Regions from separate parts of the Homo sapiens genome. Here region 2 is linked to region 1. Evidence: read pairs that join two places in POLR2A ChIA-PET (ENCODE). Cell type or tissue: PC-3. All regions are shown on one strand.

Region 1 (8,000 bases):
TGACAGAGTGAGACCCCATCTCAAAAAAAAAAATTAAAAAAAAAAAAAAAAAAAACAACCCTAAAACAAATCTACTGTGATGTTAGGTTTGTCCATTTTTTTCCAGATTTTTTTGGCTTGATATATTTTGAGACTATTTTATTAGATGCACATACTTTTAAAATTACTTTGTCTTACTGGTAATGTGAACTTAAATAATTTTGTTATGATCCTTTCTTTCCTAGTTGATCATCTTTTAGTTTAAAGTTTATCTGATAACAATTACATGTAGTTAAACTTCTTTCTTTTGGTCAACATTTGACCAATATGTCCTTTTTCCTTCTTTCACTTTTTTTATTTTTATTTTTAGAGTTGGGGTCTGGATATATTGCCCAGGCAGAAGTACAGTGACTGTTTATAGGCATGATGATAGCACACTACATCCTCTAACTTGTGGCCTCAAGCGATCTTCCCGTCTTAGCCTCCTGAGTAGCTGGGACTACAGATGTTAGCCATCACACTCAGCTTCTTTCACATTTATACATTAGGAGTCCTTTTGCTTTTTATATGTCTTTTATAATAGCCATTAGTTGGATTCTTTAATCTTATAATCTTTATTTTTTAACATAATGATTTTTGATTTTTGTTCATCCCTCTTGTTCTTGGCTTCATAAAAAAAATTGAGGCCAGCTGGGCGCGGTGGCTCACGCCTGTAATCCCAGCACTTTGGGAGGCTGAGGCAGGTGGATCACGAGATCAGGAATTCAAGACCAGCATGGCCAAGATGGTGAAACCTCATCTCTCCTAAAAATACAAAAATTAGCCGGGCGTAGTGGTGGGCGCCTGTAATCCCAGCTACTCGGGAGGCTGAGGCAGGGAGATTTGCTTGAATCTGGGAGGCGGAGGTTGCAGTGATCCGAGATTGCGCCACTGCATTCCAGCATGGGTGACAGAGCGAGACTCCATCTTAAAAAAATAAACAAAAAATAAAAATTGAGGCCAGGTGCAGTGGCTCACGCCTGTAATCCCAGCACTTTGGGAGGCTGAGGTGGGTGGATCATGGTCAGGAGTTTGAGACCAGTCTGGCCAATATAGTGAAACCCCGTCTCTACTAAAAATACAAAAATTAGCTGGGCATGGTGGCTCATGCCTGTAGTCCCAGCTACTTGGGAGGCTAAGGCCAGAGAATCACTTGAACCCGGAGGTTGCAGTGAGCCGAGATCGTACCACTGCACTCCAGCTTGGGTGACAGAGTGAGACTTCATCTCAAAAAAAAAAAAAAAAATTGAGTGCCTTTTACCCAGAGCCTCACCAACAGAATTGCCAAACTTTTGATTTTTTCTTTTTTTGCCAGTTTGATCACTAAATAGTGATGTTTCATCTTACCTCGAATTTTTTTTTTTCATGAGTGAAGTTGAGCATCTTGTTTAAAAACATTTGTGGCCAAGTGAAGTGCTCAGGTCTGTAATCCCAGCAAGTTGGGAGGCTGAGGCAGAGGATTGCTTGAAACCAGGAATTTGAGATCAGCCCAGGCAATGTAGGGAGACCCCGTCTCTAAAAAAGAAAAATTAAACTGGTGTGGTATTATGTACTTGTAGTCCCAGCTATTCAGAAGGCTCAGGGAGGAGGATCACTTGAGCCCAGGAGTTTAAGGCTGCAATGAGTTATTATTGCACCACTGCACCCAACCTGGGTGACAGAGTTAGACTAGATCTCTTAAAACAAACAAAAAGTTTACTTTTCTCTTTTCTGTAAAATGTCTGTTCATATCGTCTCTACCACACTTATTTTTTTGGTGGGATTGTGTCTTTTTAGTGATATCTGTGTTTTTTTGTTTTTTGTTTTTTGTTTTGGAGCCAGGGTCTTGCTCACTGCAACCTCCACCTTCCTCAAGCGATTCTCCTGCCTCAGCCTCCCAAGTAGCTGGGACTACAGGCATGTGCCACCATGCCCGGCTAATTTTTTGTATTTTTAGTAGAGATGGGGTTTCACTGTGTTAGCCAGGATGGTATGGATCTCCTGACCTTGTGATCTACCCGCCTTGGCCTCCCAAAGTGCTGGGATTACAGGTGTGAGCCACCGCGCCCGGCCTTAAACAAGTTTAAACACACACACACACACACACACACACACACACGTTTTTTAGAGTTGGGGCTTGCCTTGTAGCCCAGGCTGGTGTCTAACTTCTGGCCTCAAGTATTTCTCCCACCTTGGCCTTCCAGATAGTTTGGATTATGGGTGTTTACCCCTATGCCCAGCTCTAAATAAGTTTTAATGCCAACCATCACTTCTATTTGTAGAGATTCCTAATGCCACCCAGTGTAATGCTTTTGGGGCTATGGCAGTGTAAATTTGGTTTTCTCACTGCTGTTTATAATTCAGCTTTCTTGGGTCTATTGAGTTGATCACTGCACCTCACTCTGCTTTCCACTGTCCAAAATTTTGTCACCATTATTTTTTTGTTTTTCTTGTCTTTCAGAGTTTTAGTGAGGTTTCAGGAGGAATCAGAAGTTCATGCATGTATTAAGTCCTTTGGTTTTACTGAAAGTTTGACACATATTTTGAATTGTAGTTATTTTGTCTTTCCTAATTTAGATGCAAAATTAAGTTGTCTAGTGAGATACTCAGTTAATCAAGTTGAGATATTAAGGGTTACAAAAAGGTTTACCACACTGGTTTATATACAGGTTAAGTATCCATAATTTGAAAATTTGAAATTCATAATGCTCCAAAATCTGAAACATTTTGTGAGCCGACAAGAGACTCAAAAGAAATTTTGAATAAGGTATACTCAACTTGGATAATATTCATTTGAAGCATGTAAAGGAAATAATGGCTGTTATGTGTTATACACAAATGTGAAGATAGTGTTGATTTGATGCTTTACTTTTGATAATGTTGATCTGATGCCCTGGTTTTGATCACTTAACAGATACCCATGTGCTTTATGGGAAGTTGAGTTCTTCTTATGCTCATGGGCTGAGCCCGAATTAATCCAAATCAGTAATGGTAATTTTATGCCCTCTCCCATTGATTTGATAGTGAGTGGCCTTGAGAGCCAGTTCATTGGGGGAAGTTCCCCACTTTTTTGGTAAAGAAACATAAGCAAGGGGAAGGCAGTCTCTCTTATGATCCTAGACATTAAATTGTTACTTGCAACTAGTGTAGCTACTTTGAAACCGTTAGGGGACAAAAAGTCATCACACTAAAGATGACACAGGAAAAACAAGGAAAGAACTTAGGTCCATGATCTTGATGAGGCATCATAAATTACCTATCCCTGGAGCTGCTGTAGCTCTGGACTTTTTGTTATATGAGATAATAATTCCTCAGATTGACTTAGAATACCAATCAAAATAACTATTATTTTAGCTAGCTAAGAAAAAAAATCTGAGTAAATACCATAAGGTTCAGATTACATAAATATGAAGATCAAAACTGCAAGTTTTCTGAGAAGTTAGTTATTATTGTTTTTTACTAATATGAGCTGCATTGGAAATTTATTTTCTTTTTAAAAAATTATTGCTGTCTTTGTCCATAACTTTTATGGACCTGACATTTTAGTTGTTTGGAAAAATTGGTAATTTTAATCTTTTGTTTTGGTATGATTCAGGTTGACCTGACATTTTAATACATCTGGCTCCTAGGACTGATTAAAGAGACATTTTATTTGTTGAAATATGCACATTTTCTTCATGAAATTGGTTTTCTTTTTTATGTGTGACTTTTCTTGCAAAAGCTTACAAGGCACATGCTTTTGATAGCAGTGTTACATTTTTAATTAATATTTTAGATGTAAAAGGTGACAGTTTAAAAGATTGTTTTATTAGTGGGTTATCCTTAAAAGCAAGTGGCATTTGGTTTTATTTTACAATAGAGTTTAATCTTACATGTTTTTTGTTAAAGTAATGTTACCAAAAAATCTCTTATTGAACTATTTGTGGTGAACTTTTTAAGGATGTTTAAGATTTCACATGCAGTTTAACTGATCACAGATGAAGTTGTAAATTAATACCTCATGAGCGTATTTGACTGCAGGGCATTGTTGTGAATCAAAACCGCTTTGTTCCTGTAAACTGTGAAAGGGGTTTAAGCATATGGATTAAAATTGCATGGTGATACCGAAGTACTTATGAAAAGACACTGTAGTTGGATCATTTAAAATGTACTAAAATATTACGAATAGCCATAAAATATAATAATTCCCTGAAGCTTTTAAGAGTGGTAAGATTTAGTTTTATTTCTTTGTTGGATTTAACTACTTTAATAAGAAATTGTTTTGTTGCTTTTGGAACTATGCATAGTAATGAGAATAACCATGATGATGAGAACACTGGAAGCTTCCCAGAAAACATGTATTTCTTCAGAAATGTTCTTGGTTGTGACAAATATATATATGAAGCTTTTCCTTGTTCCCATCTGAGTCATTCCCTTACCAGAACCTTTAGAATGAAAGGTTTAATGATATCTTCTAGTATAAGATTATGAAATGAGCATTGTTTAGTGTAAAATCATATTTTTCTTTTGCTGTTAATTTTGTCTTATAGTATATGAAAATCACCTGGTGTAGAATGTATTTTTCCTGCCATAAGAAACTGTCAAGAATCTATTGAAAAAATACCATGAGAGTAGTTGTTCTGGATGACAATGGTAGGTTCTGATTTACTGACGTAGAAGCAAGCTTCAGTTAGCCACTTTAGTCATAGGTAAACACTAGATTAGCCTAAGGAAAAATTGTTGGGAAGCTTTTGGAGTTCTCATCTGTGTCACTGTTTTAGATCTCTTCAAGTTCTTTGAAAATTTTGGTACCTCCCTGTTTAACAAATATTCTGTTTTCTGCTATCTAATTAGTTCTCATGTAGATGACGTTTCTAATACTAATTACCACACTTTCTTGGACTCCTCTTTTATAACGACCTTTATCTCCATTCCATTTGATCAACTGTTTTTTAGGACTATGTTCTGAACCTACTTCCTACCCAGGACTGCTTTAAAAAAAGTAATCTATGTTAGCTTCCTGTTTGGCTTCTTCCTAGTTTGACTTTACTCTCTATATACAGCCTGAGTGGCATGCTCGGTTATTTCAGCTACATCTTACCATTACTCAGTTCTCTCTCCCTTTTGACCTTGCTGGTTTCTAAATCTGGGTCAATTTGTGTGCCTTGCTTCTTGACTTGATATTACAATTAACTTATTTTGTCATACTAGATGTTTTCAGCCATCTTTGATCCCCAGGTTGCTCACCAACTCTTATTATCCTTTGAAATGACTCTCAAATCTTACCCCTCTTTTTGACTTTTATGTTTGTTGCCCTCATCTTCATCTTTTTTTTTTTTTTAATGAGACGGAGTTTCGCTCTTGTTTTCTTTCTTTCTTTTTTTTTTTTTTTTGAGACAGAGTCTCGCTCTTGCCCAGGCTGGAGTGCAGTGGCGCCATCTCTGCTCACTGCAAGATCCGCCTCCTGAGTTCACGCCATTCTCCTGCCTCAGCCTCCTGAGTAGCTGGGACTACAGGTGCCCGCCACCACGCCTGGCTAATTTTTTGTATTTTTAGTAGAGATGGGGTTTCACCGTGTTAGCCTGGATAGTCTTGATCTCCTGACCTTGTGATCCGCCTGCCTAGGCCTCCCAAAGTGCTGGGATTACAGGCATGAGCCACTGCGCCCAGCTCGCTCTTGTTTTCTTGTTGCCCAGGCTGGAGTGCAATGGTTTGATCTTGGCTCACTGCAACCTCCGCCTCCTGCGTTCAAGAGATTCTCCTGCTTCAGCCTTCTGAGTAGTTGGCATTACAGGCGTGTGCCACCATGCCCGGCTAATTTTTTGTATTTTTAGTAGAGACAGGGTTTCTCCATGTTGGCCAGGCTGGTCTCGAACTCCCGAACTCAGGTGATCCGCCAGTCTTGGCCTCCCAAAGTGCTAGGATTACAGGCATGAGCCACCACGCCTGGCAAATTCTATTTTTTTTTTTTTTTTTTGAGACGGAATTTTGCTCTTGCTGCCTAGGCTGTGCAATGGCACGATCTCGGCTCACCGTGGCCTCTCCCTCCCAGGTTCAAGTGAGTCTCCTGCCTCAGCCTCCCAAGTAGCTGGGATTACAGACGTGTGTCACCATGCCCGGCTAATTTTGTATTTTTAGTAGAGACGGGGTTTCTCCACGTTGGTCAGGCTGGCCTGGAACTCCCAACCTCAGATGATCTGTCTGCTTCGGCCTCGCCAAGTGCTGGGATTACAGGCGTGAGCCACTGCTCCCAGCCCTTCATCTCTTACATTAGGTGCCATAGCACTCACCTCTGTGGCTCTGTTTCTTCTATCCCAACAGCACATGAGGGATTGGGTCCCCTTCCATCTCTCCAACTCCCTACTCCTACTACCACATAAATTAACAGAAACTCCCTTTAGTAGTAATTCTCAAATGAGGTGCCAAATCTTGGTCTGTATGGAATGTGTATTTGGTTTTAAAAAAATTCTAAAAGTGATTCTCTTCTGAGGTCCTAAAGGGTCTTTTGCAGGACTTCCTCAAATTCGTCTTTTACAATGCTATAGGAGTCATCTTTGTCAAACATAGATTTACTCATTTTACAACTGTGTAACAACTTATTTTTTGCCAAGTATTGGGATAGCTACTGGAGTTAGTAAAGTGAATATTAGGGTGCTTACTTTTGAGAAAAATGCTAATAATATAGTATAGCCATCATTTACTGGAACTTTTTTAAGTGCTAGGCACTTCATGTATTTATCCTTATAATAGTCCTTCAGTGTAGATATTATTAGCCACTGTACAGATGAGCAGCCATTCTCAGAATTCTGAGGACTCACATAGTAATTCATTAGGCAAGTGATAAGCTTTATGATAAATACTTGAAAGGGACCTCTAAGAGCATAGAGGAGGGATATCTAGTTTAGAGTTGGAAGATTAACAGAATAGGCTTCACAGAGAAGATGATGTATTAAGCTGAGTATTTAAAGACAAGTAGGAACTTAGACAAAATGATAGATTGGAAAATGAGTGTGTGGCATGGTTATATTTGTGAATAGTCTTTGTACAGAGATATAAGAGAAGCATTTTATGAGAACACCTGGTGCTCACTTAGGCAACACATATACTAAAGTTGGAGAACAGCTCAATATGACTGAAGCATAGTATGTGAGATGGGGAATTTAGAGTGGTTTAGATATAAAGACATTAAACTAGGTTGTATTTTATATATTTATACATCTATATCTATATATCTATATCTATATGCATCTGTGGTCCCAGCTACTAAGGAGGCTGAGGTGGGAGGATCGCCTGAGCCTGGGAGATCAAGGCTCCACTGAGCCGAGATTGCACCATTGCACTCCAGCCTGGGTGACAGAGTGAGACCCTGTCTCAAACAAAACAAAACAAAACAAAAACCCAGTTAGACTGCTGGAATAGTCCAAATAAGAAATCAGGAGGCCTTGAAACGTGTCAGTGGGATTAAAGAGGAGAGAGGTGGAATTGAAGGTTATCTGGTAGGTGCAATCAACAGACTTAGTGGTTTAAAAAGTGAGTGAGAGGTTATAGTCAGGTTGGGACTATGTATTAATCCTTTATTTTTTTAATTTACTGTACTGTACTATGTATTATTGTTAATATCCTTTATTTCAGATTGACATATACCCTTAAATATTCTTAAGATCATATCCTTAAGGTCTTAATAGTCTCTGAATAAATATTGGTATAAGCTGCTTCCTAAATGATTTCCCATTTATTTACTGGTGTTTTTATATATCTATTTAGAGACTGAATCTCACTATGTTGCCCAGGCTAGAGTGCAGGAGCATGATCATAGCTTACTGTAACCTCACACTCTTGGGTTCAAGTGATTCTCCTGCCTCAGCTTCCCAAGCAGCTAGGACTACAAGTGTGTGCCACCACACCTGGCTCATTTTTTAATTTTTGCAGAAACAGACTCTTGCTATGTTGCTCAGACTGGTCTCAAACTCCTGGCCTAAAGCGATCCTTCAGTCCCTGCCTCCCAAAGCAGTGGGACTGCAGGT
Region 2 (8,000 bases), 760 kb after region 1:
TCCCGGAGCTGCTTCAAAAAGCCCCGGTTCGGGAGGACGCAGCGGTTCTTGGCCACTTGCTGGATGGCGTCCACCAGGGTCATGTCCTTGTGGATCATCAGGTAGGCCAGGACCAGGGTGGCTGACCGGCTGCGGCCCATGACGCAGTGAACCAGGATCTTACCTGCAGATGGAGCAGGGAGGAGAAAACCCACACTGAGGGGCAGGTGTTGGGGGCACAGGTAGGGCCCACTCCCATCCTGACTGTCACCCTCTCGCCCACAGAAAGTGACTCAGCACTGTGCCCCACAGCTGCCTCTGTAGAACGGGGACACTCTCGGTGTCTTCTTCATAGGGTTGTTGAGAAGGCAAATAACCCTGTAAATAACTCGATTTTAGCACAATTTGTTTGTGCTAATGAATGGCTGCTGAGCTCCTACAGTGTGGCTGGGCTGCCTTTCCCCTGAGCACCATGGCCAGAAAGCAAGCACCCACTTCTTGATTGCTGTTTCGGATCTGGGGGAGGCTGGTCCCAGGTTCTCCCTGGCATGACCGCGCTCCTGGGGTGTGAACGTGTCCAGCTGGATGAATGTCCACCCCTGGCATTCAAATCCCACGGACCTTTCTGGAGGCTGCCGGGCCTCTGGCCAGCCCTGCTGATAACCAAAGCGTTTCTTCCTCTCCCAGAAAACAGGGTAATTCTTTCTGTCATGACTCAGTACTTGAAACAGATGAAAGCTGTAGTTCATTAAGCCTTTTGGGGGCCTGAATTCTGTTAAGTGGCAGAGGGGAGGGGAGAAAGAGTTGGAAGGGAGATGGAGGGGGTGGGAGGAGAGGGGGAGGTGGAGGGAGCAGGAGAGAAAGGGGAAAAGGAGGGACAGAGGACACTAAGCTCTGGTAGGAGTTCCAAGAGCTGAATTTTGTTTCCAAGACTAGGGCATGAGGCCGGGCGCGGTGGCTCACACCTGTAATCCCAGCACTTTGGGAGGCTGAGGTGGGCGGATCACTTGAGGTTGGGAGTTCAAGCTGGGTGAATGCACATGTGTTACTATTGGAGGAGTCAGGCCTATTGAGAAGAATCAAGGTCCAGGCAACACTTTTGTTCCTTCTTGTGGTCAGATTAGCTGAGACCCATCATGCCAGAGCACATCTCTTACCATCACAGGGGCCAGCACTATACCTGTGTTGGGCTTTTATTTCCCAACTTCTGTCAGAGCTCCTAGGGTCCCCCTGGCCAGAGCACACTTGTTGCAGTGGGAGAGATCAGCGCCCCTCTCATGCTTGGAGATACTTTTCTTCATGACTACAGTCAGAGCCCTTGAGGCATGCCTGACCACAGTTCATCTTTAGGAACAGCAGCAGCTAGTGCATACCTATGCTTGCAGGTCCTTATGTTCTCACATACAGTCAGAGCACCTGGAGCCCATGTGGTTAAAGCCTGGCCAACATGGCAAAACTCCATCTCTACACAAAAATTAGCCAGTCGTGGTGGTGCACCTGTAGTCCCGGCTACTCAGGAGGCGGAGGCAGGAGAATTGCTTGAACCCAGGAGTTAGAGGTTGCAGTGAGCTGAGATCGCGCCACTACACTCCAGCCGGGGCGACAGAGCAAGACTGCATCTCAAGAAAAGGAAACCCAAATCCAGAATCTCTACTGCTCCTCAATTGCATGCTTTTAGGAGTGACTGGAAGGTAGGCCTCTGTCACGAAAATCAGACGTAGGCTAAGACTGTTACCCTGCACCACGCTCCGCCCCGCAGCCAGGTGTGCTCCTTGCTAAGCAGACTCCTTCCTTGCTTTCAGGAGATGCTTTCTGCCCATCTCCCATGCACTATCTGGGAACCTGCCTTTCTTAGTAACTTGCAAAGAAATTCTGGTAGAGCCCTTACTTCTTCCCAAGAGGTTCTAGGTGTGTGGAAGTTCTGAGAAACAAGGTGCAAGGTGTATTATGAACTGCCGGGGCTGGAGGGAGATAGGGCAAGAGACCCTTCCAACAGTGAAAATCGGCTGGGCGTGGTGGCTCATGCCTCTAATCCCAGCACTTTGGGAAGCCGAGGTGGGTGGATCACTTGAGGCCAGGAATTGGAGACCAGACTGGCCAACATGGTGAAACCCTGTCTCTACTAAAAAATACAAAAATTCACCAGGTGTGGTGGTGGGCACCTCCCAGCTACCTGGGAGGCTGAAAGAGGAGAATCGCTTGAATCCGGGAGGTGGAGGTTGCAGTGAGTGGAGATCACGCCACTGCACTCCAGCCTGGGTGACAGAGCGAGATTCCGTCTCAAAAAAACAAAAACAAAAACCAAACAGTGAAAATCTGGTCGGTTAAAGCTTATTAGAAGCACCAGAGAATCAACCTCCTGCTTGAAAGCAGGCTTCATTTATTTATTCATACTTCCCTTATCCATAATATATTTTAAGATGCCTTCAGAAGCAGGCCATGGACTGCCAAAAGGAGAGCGTGATACTAAAGTCTGATCTTTAGCGCCTCGTGGCATTTGCCCTGGAGTTTCTTAGAAGACTTCATTAAATTAAAACCACACTAATTCACCTCGGAGGATGCCGAATCGGGGGCAGTTAAAGCAACCCAAGTGGGGTTCCTGTGACAGTATTTTGTGAGTACTTCTTTTTCTGATGAAGAGTGACAAATTCAGTTTTTTCAGATCCTATAACCAGCTGGCATGACTCGCCCTCCATGATATTCGGTGACCTCTTATACAGCAAAGTCACCAGGTGCTCAAAATAAGGGCAGAGGACTCTTCTGTGAGGCCTCGGTGACAGAAGGAATCCCCGCTGGTAGGCAGGTGTCCTGATGGCGCTGCCTCTGATTAGCTCTGTGACCCTGGGCACCTCACTTGTCTTCTCTGGGCCTCTGTTTGCCCAGCTGTCAGGGCAGGACCAGGGACTGGATTATCTCCGAGATATTTTAAGAGTGACTGAGGTTGCCTGGGGAGTTCTTTATAAAGGGTCAAGTCAGGGTAGTGATGGGATGGGAGAGGGCCCCAGGGGCTGATTACAGCCCACGAGTACAGCTCCACAAGGAACGCTTTTCAAAAAGAGTGAAAATGACCGGCTGTGAGAAGCCAGGTAGGGGGAATGGTGTACACTTGGCTGAAACCAGTCAATGAGAACAAAGAACATAGACAAGAGGAAGCAAGGAGTGATGCCTTGCTTTTTGGCCAGACTGTCTATCCACACCACTTACATAGAGAGTGTAAGAAACATACAAGTAGGTCCAGCACTAAAATGCCAAGCAGTGTCCCTTGCCTAGACACAACTGCATGTGGCAGGTGGGCTGAGCACCTGCCGTCCACTGGGTATGAAGTCTGTGGCATTGCTGCTGCTGAGCTAGCGGGCATTTTGTTTGGTTGCTCTGGCCACTCAGGGCACAGGTTACAACCTGATGGCCATTGGGTTGCTTTAGTCTGTCCTTTGCAGCATTTTAAGAAATTTCAATCTGTTGCCAAGACCTAAAAATCGAGTGATTTTATAATCCAGATTGGAGACTTCTGAAAAGTCAGATCTCCCACATTTGCACTGACTCTCACAAGACAAGCATTAGCTGAGGCTGGGTGGCAGGTGCCCCTCTGAAGGGGTACAGGGCTCTCTGCTTAGCCACAAGTGCCCCCTACCCACACCCCTCCGCTGTACATGCAGCCATCTTCATTTGTTTACACTCTGCATGGTTCTGCAGGGTAGGCGTTTGAGCCCTGACTTGAATTATTTAGATATGCCAGTGCAAAGGTGCTGAGAGCAGAGCCTACCCTGCCATCTCCAGTGGGGTCATGTCCTGCTCCCCATCCCTAGCCATCTGGTCGAGTCCCGGCACCCCCATCCATTCATTCTATCCCACTCATAGTCTCTGATCCAAGTATCTACTCTCCTCCGTTGGCCCTTTGTTTGCTAGGTGCCACCTGGTCTAACAGTCATGATCCACAGCAGCCTGACACCTCCTCATAATGTTCTGTCATCTGCCTAGGCCTAAGCTTCAACTTGAGAGCCTGATTCTTTCTGGATTTGGCAGTGGGGGCAGACCCTAAAATTGAGTGCCAGGAACCTACAACAAGCTTTCATGTGAGTATATCTTACAGTTCAAAGTTGGAATGTCTTTTTTTTTTCTTTGAGGATTGGAAACTTTACGATGATGATGTGCACATGCTGGCGTGGTTATATGCTTCACAGTGTATGACCACGCTTTATCAAATACATCCGAGAGCCTGCTGTCCACCAGGTTCTATGCTAAGCGCTTTACGCGCGTTACTGCTGATCCTCATTATAACCTCTGAAGGTAAATATTTTTATCACCGGATGGAGAAACCAAGGCTCAGAGAAATCACATCGTTAGTAAATTGTGTGACAGAAATGTAAACCCAGCCCTGTCTTCTCCGAAGCCTGCCAGGCCCCTTCCATGAAGGGTAAGGTCTAAAATATAGTAATGGCAAGTGAGTGCATTAAACAGAAACTGAAGGATTAGGTTGTTGCAGTCTTTGTTTTTTTCATGTCAAATGTGTTTTCAGTTAACTTCAAATACTATGAGGCAAATTTTACCTTGTGGTGATGACTCAGTTCAGTTGTGTTTTTGATCCTGCTTGGAAACCCAGAATGTACACAGCACAAAAGATGGTTCATAAATAGACTCATAAAAGGAAGGCCTGGAAATGAGGCATCTTCTAATACAGGCATGTTAGCTCTAAGGGTTTTTTTTCATTGTGACATTGCTTTCTGAGCCAAAATAATGACAAATTGTTGGTGGCTATGGTTGGCTGTGGGGCCAGGGCCACCTTGGGATGTCCATTAAGGTCTGATATTGTCCAGCAGACCTGGCCTAGGCCCAGCCCCAGGTTGCAAGTTCCTGCAGCAGACTATTTGGTCAGTCACTGAGCCTTGTAATCACAACCTCTTGTGGCAAGAAAGGCTTTCAGTAACCAGATACCCTGAATTATGTGATGGCTCCACAAAGGGGTGTGTGACACATTGGGCTGAAGTCAGAGCACAGATTAGGGAGCTGAAGTCCCTCTGGCCTCTGTGGAATTCCACTGAAGTACACCCTGCAGCAATAACTGTATATTGTCTTACCCCCGATGCGTCCCTAAGCTGTGCCCTTCTCTCCAAAATAGCCTTGTAGCCTTTGCTGGATTAGGGTAGCCAACAGTGCATTCTGAGCACAAAGACTAGCACTGTGATTTAAAAGCTGGATAATTAACACTGGGAAAACTTGGACGCTGGGGGTGCAAAACCCAAATTATACCTCAAATACAGCGTGCCAGTAAAGCCCAGCTTGTCAGCTTTCTACTGGAGGCCTCACGAGGCTGAGTGTAACTGGGGAGTGTAACTTGGTTGGTGGGCAGGAGAATTTAAGGTCTCTCCATGGATTCCCACTCAAGTCAGCTCCCTGAGGGTTTTCTGGCATCAAAGCCCTTGGCTACTAGTTGGGTTCAGGCCCAGGCACAATTAGTGTCTCCGGCCGCAGTCCCAGCTTTGAGAGCTCCCAGACCGCCTCCGCCTTTTGAAGGATGGCAAATGTTCTTTAGCAAAGACTCCGACCAAAAGGCCTTTTATTCTTACGCCCTATTTCCATTCCCCAGAGCTGCAATCAAGGCCCGAACCCCACCAGCAGCACGCTGGGTGGTGCAGGTCCTTAAACCTTCACAGCTTCCAGGGGCTCGGACCTTTACCCTCGGCCACAAGCAGCCCCAGTGGCCCAGCTTTGCGACAAAGATTTCGCACGCGCACATCCCGCTTCCGGCCTGGGCCTCAGACGGGGAAACCTTGGGCTAAGGGCGGAGCCTAGGCTAGGGGCGGAGCCTTAGTGGGGCGGGGAAGGGGCGGGGCCTAAGCTACGGGCGGGGCGAGTCGGGGCGGGGCGGGGCGGGGCCGATCGGGGCGGGGCCGCGGGTCTCTTACTGTGGTCGTCGCTTAGCGCTCTGTCGATGAAGGCTGCCGCCGGGTAGAAGAAGACACTGAGGTCGAAGGTGGGCAGGTCGTCGGCCTCCACGCCGTGGTACTGGATGTCCATGTCGCGGTAGTAGTCGGGCCCAGTGTCCACGTTCCAGCGGCCGTGGGCCGCGTTCAGCACGTGCGTGAACCCCGCCTTCTGCAGCCTATAGCGGTCCAGCGCCGTCGCCCTGGGCGCAGGGGAGAGAAATCTGTGGGCGCGCGGCGCCCTGCCCCGGGTCCGGGAAACTCAGGGGCCACCCACGCTTTCCGCTGTGGATTCCAGTTCCAGAATGAGGACTAGTTATTGCAAATGAAGTCCCAAAGCTCTGCTCTTACCCGGTCCCCTAGGCCACCTGCACTGTTTTGTGATTCTGGCTCGGCTGTCTCAAGAAAGGACAGGGTGGAGGCTGGGGTAGGCAAGCTGAGCTATTCGTTCGTCCATTAGTTCTTTCATCATTCAGTATACACAGCGGAACCTGGTGCTGGCCTCTACGGTGGTCGCAGATCTGGACCTGCCAAATCGCCTGAAAGCCCTCCAGAATAACCTGTTCATCAGGGCTGCCTTCTCCCAACCTCTGCTCTGAACCTGCTGGATGTTTTTAGGGTTTGGAGATGGACGCTCAACTGAATGGTTTAAAGCAAGGCCTTCCATAAGAGGATTGGATTGGGATTGGGCAAAGTTCACAAATTCACGTTGGCACGATGTGAACGGGAAAGTGTTGCTTTGGGGAGCTGTTGCCCAGCTGGGCAGAGCATTGTTCTGAGAAGGAGGGCTTTTTGAGCCATCTGTTGTTTGAATTGATTGCAGGGAAGTTCTTGAAGCCAGCAGTGAAGTTATTTAATGGGCTACAGCTTTATCTTTCTAGGCAAGAATTTCCAGGAACAGTAAAGTCCTCTTGAAGTAGGTGGCTCTGAAATATGACTCGATGAGAAGGCAGCATGGTGGGGCCGGAGTGGAGATGGGCTGCCAGAGGAAACACGGGTTCTTCCTGCCTGTGGGGTGGGGCAGGGAGAGGCCTGTGTCACTACAAGTGTCAACATTTGGTGATGGAGGGGAAGAAGGAGGCAAGCGCGGGCCAAGCCAAGGAAACAGCACCACCTGAGGTATGGAGGCTGGAGACAACGAAGGCCTTTCAGGAAGCATTGTCTATTTCCTGTAATCAATTATCCATCCCCAAATAATTATTTGCAATCTATTATGTGCCAGGCACTGTGCTGGGTGCTGATGGTAAAGAAATGAACAGGGGCCGAGCACAATGGCTCACGCCTATAATCCCAGCACTTTCGGAAGCCGAGGCAGGCAAATCACATGAGGTCAGGAGTTCGAGACCAGCCTGGTCAACGTGGCGAAACCCTGTCTCTACTAATAATACAAAAAGAAAAAACAAAAAACAGCCAGGTGTGATGGCGCATGCCTGCAGTCCCAGCTACTTGGGAGGCTGAGGCACAAGAATCGCTTGAACCCAGGAAGTGGAGGTTGTCGTGAGCTGAGACCACGCCACTGCACTCCAGCCTGGGTGACAGAGTGAAACTGTCTCAAAAAACAAAAGAACAGGTTAGTGAAGTTCCCTCAGGAAGGTCAGATACTAATGGGGGTAGGAAATAAACAAAGATAATTTTAGATAGCAGTGAGAGCTATCCGAAGGACCTAAAACTTCATGACATGATACAAAATGACTGTGGTCCTGCTTCAGGCAAGGCGGTCAGGAAAGGCCACTGTGGGGAGGTGGTGTTTAAGCCAAGACTGAGGGATGAGAAGGCTGAGGAAGAGTTGGAGAGAAAGCGTTTCATCCAGGCAGAGGGAACAACTGCTGAGAACAGAAAGGAAGCCAGTGTGGCTGAAGTGGCAAGGGGAATAGGAGTTTGGAAAGGTAGAGGGGCTGGAGCATGGTGGGCCCTGCCCGCCATAGGAAGGAGTATTATTGCAAGTGTGGTGGAAGTCTGCTAGAGGATTTTAAGAAAGAAGTAAGCATTGTTTACTTTTTTAAAGATCAATCTGGCCAGACAAGGTGGCTCACACCTGTAATCCTAGCACTTTGGGGAGGCCAAAGCGGGAGGGTGGCCTGAGACCAGGAGTTCAAGACC

The links. ChIA-PET counts read pairs that join two places held together with the same protein. Peaks named below come from ENCODE experiments on the same cell type or tissue, not always from the same donor. Only the 100,000 strongest peaks of a DNase experiment are listed, where the experiment ranks them.
Region 2: POLR2A ChIA-PET joins it to region 1 with 5 read pairs; 2 of 35 experiments call an interaction of 5 or more read pairs at or near these places.

Annotation. Positions count from the first base shown.
Region 1 is chr10:74,278,332-74,286,331 of GRCh38, forward strand. The region is part of intron 3 of ADK (adenosine kinase); the gene reads left to right. Among named protein-coding and RNA genes, the nearest start is that of ADK, 130 kb to the left of the region's middle. In PC-3, no CTCF peak of the experiment used is centred here; DNase peaks (open chromatin) are centred at 4,380 and 4,690; H3K4me3 peaks cover 542 bases; H3K27ac peaks cover 3,415 bases.
Region 2 is chr10:75,037,915-75,045,914 of GRCh38, forward strand. It overlaps DUSP29 (dual specificity phosphatase 29), which reads right to left. Exons shown (of 4, transcript NM_001003892.3): 3 at 5,883-6,103; 4 at 1-163. Among named protein-coding and RNA genes, the nearest start is that of SNORD172, 20 kb to the left of the region's middle. RefSeq lists enhancers at 5,932-6,121, 6,262-6,371. In PC-3, no CTCF peak of the experiment used is centred here; DNase peaks (open chromatin) are centred at 4,587 and 4,907; H3K27ac peaks cover 1,608 bases.